2 separate regions of the Homo sapiens genome follow, and region 1 is linked to region 2. Evidence: chromatin contacts called from ENCODE Hi-C or POLR2A ChIA-PET data. All regions are on one chromosome and are shown on one strand. The core of a region is the stretch at or near the end of the contact, and the rest is flanking DNA. Distances in the headings are between cores, read along the strand shown. Region 1 overlaps MOGAT2 (monoacylglycerol O-acyltransferase 2). Region 2 holds the start of SERPINH1 (serpin family H member 1).

What was found. Hi-C counts contacts between places; a loop is a spot of excess contacts on that map. ChIA-PET counts read pairs that join two places held with the same protein, here RNA polymerase II (POLR2A). Pooled maps may share reads with other maps.
Region 1: a loop to region 2 is called in a pooled map, with 2.1 times the contacts of the local background. The contact joins the enhancer-like site here to the promoter of SERPINH1 in region 2. A Hi-C loop is called at or near these places in 3 of 50 pooled maps. POLR2A ChIA-PET finds 5 or more read pairs at or near these places in 3 of 52 experiments (BJ, H1 and HEK293).

The regions. Positions count from the first base shown.
Region 1 is chr11:75,720,623-75,724,169 of GRCh38, forward strand. The region is part of intron 2 of MOGAT2 (monoacylglycerol O-acyltransferase 2); the gene reads left to right. Among named protein-coding and RNA genes, the nearest start is that of MOGAT2, 4.6 kb to the left of the region's middle. Within about 2 kb of position 1,634, at least 4 of the 41 ENCODE cell types and tissues checked have a DNase peak (open chromatin) inside an H3K27ac peak, as active enhancers do.
Region 2 is chr11:75,560,134-75,563,502 of GRCh38, forward strand. SERPINH1 (serpin family H member 1) reads left to right here and starts at 2,120. Exons shown (of 5, transcript NM_001235.5): 1 at 2,120-2,186. RefSeq lists enhancers at 1,800-2,339, 2,340-2,880, 2,881-3,369 and silencers at 1,856-2,115, 2,126-2,175.

The DNA.
Region 1 (3,547 bases), core at 384-2,883, 160 kb after region 2:
GATTTCCAAGTGTGTACACTGACTGTGGGCAAAGGGACAGAGGAGAGAGCCCTGAATTGTTCTCAGATCCTACCCTGACCCTAACTCTGGCATGTGGTATATCTTTGGGCAAAGCTTTATCCTGTTCTGAGGCTCAGTCTCCCCATGTATCTAGTAAGTACACTGATTCCTCCTCCTCTGCATGCCTTCAAATCTCTGGCTTTCCGACTCCTGTCACCTCGTGGTCATTGTGGACGCTGGGCCCTGGACTTGAAGTTGTGTCCAGAGCAGAGCAGATCCCTGGATTTGAGTGAGCAGATCTTTCGGCTCCTTCAACGGAATCCCAGGCAATTTAAAGCCTTGATCTATGCAGCCAGGCAGTGATGGTTTATTGGCCAGAAGGGATAGGATGGGGAAGGCAGTGGGGACGCAGAGAAGGGACAGGCAGGGGCAGTTGGCCCTCCTCTGGAAGCAGGAGAGAAGAAAGGGGTAAGATATGGCCCGTGGAGACAGGCAGACTAGATTCTGATCCCAAGTCTGCCCCATACCATATCAGCTGTATGATCGTAGGTAAGTTGGTCTCTCTGAGCCTCAGTTTCCTCATATGTAAAATGGGGATAATGACACATACCTCACTGGGTTGTGTAGATTCAATGAGACAAAGCAAGTAAAGCACTTTGTAGGTTTTCTTTTTTTTTTGAGATGGAGTCTCGCTCTGTCACCCAGGCTGGAGTGCAATGGCACGATCTCAGCTCATTGCAACCTCCACCTCCCAGGTTCAAGCAATTCTCCTACCTCAGCCTCCCGTGTAGCTGGGGCTACAGGTGCCGGCCACCACACCTGGCTAATTTTTGTATTTTTAGTAGAGACGGGGTTTCTCCATGTTGGTCAGGCTGGTCTCGAACTCCCGACCTTAGGTGATCTGCCCACCTTAGCCTCCCAAAGTGCTGGGATTACAGGTGTGAGCCACTGTGCCTGGCTAGCACTTTGTAGGTTTTCAGTAAACAGGTAGCTAGTATTATTTTACCTCGGCAGTGGGACTCTGAGGAAGTGTGGTCGTGACCTCGAGTCTGGGGAGGACTCTGAGAGCCCAAGCCCTGCTGCTCTGACCTCCACACCTACGTAACTTCTCCCACCCCGCCTGGGAACCCTACCTCTTCCTGTCCCATCAGAAACAAGGTCTCCAGCTTGCAAAGGGGGAGGGGTAGAGGAAACAAACCCACCAAAGTTAAGCAACTTGTCTGAATTATGGGAACGCAGGGTGGTTGGGGTTCCTGCCTTGCTCCCTTCTGAGAGTCCAGGGGCCCAAGAAGGACTAGCAAAGGCTGAGCCACAGCTGGAATGCAGGAGCCTCTAGCACTGCAGTGAGCAGGGCCTCCAGGGCAAAGGGCAATGGGGGTGCTGGGCAGACAGCGGGCAGCGGCTGGCAGAGACTGCCGTGCTCACGAAGGGTGGTAGATGTGGTAAGGCGGAACATGGTCTAGCCTGGGGGGCTCAGGATGGGGGCAGTTTCCCCTGCACCTCATATGTGTTTCCTGCAGGGCCCACTCCTGGGTCTTGTCAGCAAAGAAACTTAGGGCTTGCTGAGTTCTGGGAGCAGTCATGGACGTGTCAGAGGCAGAGTCCTCATCCCCACCCCAGGACCTCTGCACTTTGAGATTCACCTCCCTTTCCTGCCTCTCCTCTCTCCAGCCTGGGCTTCCTCTTCTGTGCCAGGAAGGTCAGAGTTTCCCTGGGAAAGTGTGCTGTGGCCAGCCTGGGGACGTGTGTGTGACATCAGGGACCAAGCCAAAGAAAACCTGAAGCAGGCTCTGGCCTCCGGGAGAGCTTCAGAGGTTCTGGCTCTGGTCTCACTTCCCACTCTTGAGCTGAATCCCAAGCTCACCGGGGGGGAAAGGAAAAGCAGCCTGAAAAGGCAAACACACAAGCACAGGCCCAGACACTTGCCGCAGGGTGAGTTCTGAGCCACAGCCTGACATTCAGCGCGGCTAAAGCAGAAGGCAGGCCTGCAGAGGAGGCTGGGGAGGCCCTCAGGTCAGAGGGTGGAGGCCATTGGAGGACATTCCGCAGGACTGGGACTGCTCACCTGAAAGTTCTCCCGGGGTGTCTTCAGCCAGCCCAATGGCCTCAAAGGACAGCATCTGGCCCTCTTTGCACCTGGAGCATTTCCATTTGCAGGTCTGGCAGAAATGCTGAGGCAGCTCTGCGCCTACCCTATCAACGTCCGTCCTTCCTGCTCCTTCCCCAGCCAGGTGGCTTTTGAGGAGGATATCTCAACCTTAGTACTGTTGACACTGGTGGGACACAGGCCTCGATTTGCAGAAATTCTATGTGCATCTTTTTGTTTCTTTGTTTTGGTTTTGTTTTTGTTTTTTTCGAGACGGAGTTTCACTTTTGTTGCCCAGTCTGGAATGCAGTGGCGTGATCTCGGCTCACTGCAACCTCCACCTCCCAGGTTCAAGCGATTCTCCTGCCTCAGCCTCCTGAGTAGCTGGGATTACAGGTGCCCGCCACCACTCCCGGCTGATTTGTATTTTTTTAGTAGAGACGGGATTTCACCATGTTGGCCAGGCTGGTCTCGAACTCCTGACCGCCCACCTTAGCCTCCCAAAGTGCTGGGATTACAGGTGTCAGACACTGCACCTGGCTCTGTGCACTGTTTTGTTTTTTGTTTTTTTTTCCAGGATCCTTCCTCACCGCAGGCCCTTTGCAGCACCATCTGCCGAGGGTGACAATGCCACTGAGTGGCCAGCAGAGGGCGAGATGATGTTCATTTTGACTATGTCCTAAGCTGGGCCTGTGGGGTGGGGCTGTGGCCTGTAGACGCTCTTTCCATAGACCCTCCCACCCTCCCACACGCCTTTACTGCCCAGGCCCCGCAGGGATCATGGGGTGAAGAGACAGTAGGGATCCTCATTCCTGGGCTCAAGCAATCCTCCTGCCTCAGCCTCCCAAGTAGCTTGGACTACAGACACGCACCACCACAACTTTTAAAAAAATGTTTGTAGAGATGGAGTCTCACTGTGTTGCCAGGCTGCTTGGCCTCCCAAAATGCTGAGATTAGAGGTGTGAGCCACCACACCTATCCCACACCTTTTAAATATACTGAAACCCTGAATGTCATACTTTAAACGGATGCATTTTATGGTGCATAAATTATATCAACTAAAAGCAATAGCAGCCCCCAGAGCCTAGTAACCTGGCTGTGCCCTTCTCCAGGCCCCACTGCCTACTGCACACCCAGCCTGCCAGGGCATGCACCCAGGCAGGATTTTCCCCAGACAGCCATCTATCTTCGCTTAGTCACACTCCCCTCGCCTAACAGAACTGAGGGAGGGAGACAGACCACAGCACTTCACAAACCTCCCCTCTTCTTTGTTTACCCCCCTTGAACCCTGTAGCAACCCTGCCAGGGAGGCGTTATCAGTGTCCTGTGGGACAGAAATAATTGAGCCACAGAGGGGACAGGGGCTTGGCAATGGTCATGTGATGAGCCAGCGGCAGAACCGGGGTCTCCTGACTCAAGGTTCTTTTTCCCACTAGTGGAACCCTGGTGACATGCCAGGAT
Region 2 (3,369 bases), core at 870-3,369:
CTGGAGTGCAGTGGCATGATCTCGGCTCACTGCAAACTCCACCTCCCAGGTTCAAGAGATTCTCCCGCCTCAGCCTCCTGAGTAGCTGGGATTACAGGCACATGACACCACAGCTGGCTAATTTTCATATTTTTATTAGAGATGGGGTTTCACCATTTTGGCCACGCTGATCTTGAACTGCTGACCTCAGGTGATCCACCCACCTCGGCCTTCCAAAGTGCTGGGATTACAGGCATGAGCCACCGCGCCCAGCCTAGAATTTATCTTTAAAAGCAATATACAGTTGAGGCAGGAGGAAGCACATGAGAACCACGACAGCCACCCCAAAGAGATGGACACCATGCCAAGGCTGGAAGCTTTTGTTAATAATCAGACCTGTCCTAAAAAAGAATGCGGGGCTGCCTCTGAAGGAGGTAAGCTCTCTCTTCTTAGAGGTGCCTCGGTGCTTGCCTTTTTGGGATACTGAGAAGAGGGCTTCTGCCTGGGGCTGCAGACAGGAACCCCTGACCTCTGAGATGCCTTGCAGCTCAGAGTCTTTAATACATTTATTCCAGAATCCTTCGACTCTGAGATTTTAACATGTTAAGATTCCTTAGCTGGATTCAAAGACTCCTTGGGGGCTTTGAGTGGAAGTAATCTCTGATTCCTTGACCCTGAATCACAGAGTCTGAAGCTTTTGGGATCTGAGATTTCCCACAGTCCTTGTACTCAAAAGACTCTGAGCTGCAGAAGCCTACCCAGACAGAGAGGTTTGTCACCACCACCAGGCTTCCCCACAACCACTAACAGAGGGCAGGGACCCAGGTGATTGACTCATTTGCTGGGTACTGGGATTTTTTTGCTCCCCAGGATCCAGGCAAGCACCTAGAAGAAAGAAGATACTCAATGCATTCATTCATGACTGAATGAATGAAGAGTCCCTACCCTGTCCCTTCCTCTCCATACTGCGTCCATCCAATAGCTATCATTAAACTACTAAAGAGGACTTTTCGGAGGGTAGGGAGCCTCGGCTGATCAGAAATTGAGCCACTGTCGCCCAGATTATTTAGGGTTTCCTAAATAATCTGCCTCACTGAATCACTGAATTCCCTACTAACAGGTACATACCCCACAGATGGACATCGCACAGGGCAAGGACTTTGTTCAGCTCTCAGCTGTGTCCTCAGCACCTAGAACAGTAATGAATACCCTAGCTTAACTTGGAGGTCAAGGAGCTATCAGTTTGCGAGGGTGGGGTAGGAATTGACAGTGAGACCTGAGGCCTGTGGGAGGGGACCCAAAGAGGGAGGGGATGCAATAGGGAGGGGGCCAGGGGTGACAAGGATTGAGGAAGGGAGAGAGGGGGGAAAAAAAGCAAGGGATGCCTTAGAACCACATTTCACAGCCAAGGGAACAGAGGCCCAGAAAGGGAAAGTAACCTGCTTAGGGTCACACAGCACCTTGCTCAGTGGAGAGCCAGGTTTTCCTTCCTGTGCACTCCTCCAAGCCCAGCCAGACCACCTGAAGTTCCCCAGGCATCTCTGCCTCTATTACTCCACGACTTGAACTTTCCGGGTGCCGGGCAGGTACCGGGTCTGGTCTGCTCCCTCTCCCTCTGGCCATCGCTGAGGTTGAGGTTTTTTGAATGTACAAGTATGGAGAAGGGCACTGCCTTCAGAAGCCTGAACGTCTCCCCTGAGAGGGAGGGGGTGCACAGGACTCAATTGTTTCAGCTTGAAAATGGGGGAGAGCGGGGAGAAGGGGAGATGGCTCTGCTTGGGGCAGAGCCCCTGCGGGGAAAGGGGCGCCTGAAAGGACGTGCGATTCGGAGTGGGCTAGCTTATGCAGAGAGCCTGGGGGTGGGAGGAAGCTCGCACTCTGAAGGACACGCTGATCCCCGTGGGGACTCCCGGCGCCCCGCAGCCCGGGCCGCCGAGGGAGGCAGTAGGACCCAGGGGCCGGGAGGCGCCGGCAGAGGGAGGGGCCGGGGGCCGGGGAGGTTTTGAGGGAGGTCTTTGGCTTTTTTTGGCGGAGCTGGGGCGCCCTCCGGAAGCGTTTCCAACTTTCCAGAAGTTTCTCGGGACGGGCAGGAGGGGGTGGGGACTGCCATATATAGATCCCGGGAGCAGGGGAGCGGGCTAAGAGTAGAATCGTGTCGCGGCTCGAGAGCGAGAGTCACGTCCCGGCGCTAGCCCAGCCCGACCCAGGTGAGGGGCGGGAGACGCCTGCGTGCGTGCGGCCCGGGGGAGCGCCGAGCAATCTGGGGGTGCGCGAGGGAGTAAGAGGGGCGAGGGGACCCTGCGAAGCGTTGGGTGCCGAGCCAGAGCCTACAAATTGGAGTCCTCGGCACTTTGGGGGCCGCTGGAGGGTTTGGAATCGAGAGCCCAGGGCTAGCCAGTGATGGTGCCAGCTGAGGGCTAGGGCGGAGATCGGAGCCGGGTTGGGAGTCCGTGCACTCGGAGGACTGGGAAAAAGTGCAGGGACCCCTAAAAGGTGGTGGTGGCAGATACGAGACTAGGTGCTGTGTAAAGGGGGCTGGGGGCAGAGAGCAGAGCCTCTGCGGAAAGAAACAGAGGAGGAAGGAGATGGGTCTGGTGCCTCTTCCCGCAAGGGTAGGGAGGATAGGCCGGCCTCGCAGTTCCAGGTCACTTCCGTTCTGGGGTTGAGGCTCAGGGGCAGCGGTGATTGGTGGCCCAGCCTCCTCACAGGCTTGCTGAGGGAATTTGAGCTTCCGGTGGTGGGAAAGGAGGTGAAATCGTCTCGACTCCTGGGGTCCGTGTGCTCTGGTAGAAGTGGGCGACAGTGGCTCAATTTCTGATCAGCAGCTTGCAGCCTAGATGATGGCAGCCAAAGGAAAGACTTGGCCAGCGAGGCTCCCTACCACTCCGAAAAAAGAGAGTGGGGGTCAGCAGGGTCTGCTCTGCTCTGGGGATTAAGGGGCTGACTAGAAGGATTTGAGTCTTTCCTTCTGTCCACTGCCACAGGGTTCTTGGAGTAACTGCAGGGTTTAAACTGCAGGGTCTAACTTCCAGAGGCTGGGGTTCCCTGCCCCCCAGCTTAGAGACATTCCTGAGGTGGCTGAAGAGCAGGAAGGAGAATGAATGCACTTCCAGACTGGCCCAGAGTCTCAGCCCCTCCTCTTCCTTGTTTCCCGCTGGTCCCTCTGGGCTGTACGGCCCGGATGGAGGCCTGAGGAAAATGAGGGGGCTTTGGTTCTCCGGAATTCCGGCCGGGGCCACACCCTCCTGTCTTCAGATGGTTCATGTACCCATCCCCCCTTCCCGTCCTCTCCTTTGTCTCCTCTGTCACCGGGACTCCCAGCAGAGATTTTTTTTTTGTACTGGCTGTGTAACAGGACACCGCATGCAGCCCTCAGGAGGGGCTCTGTGC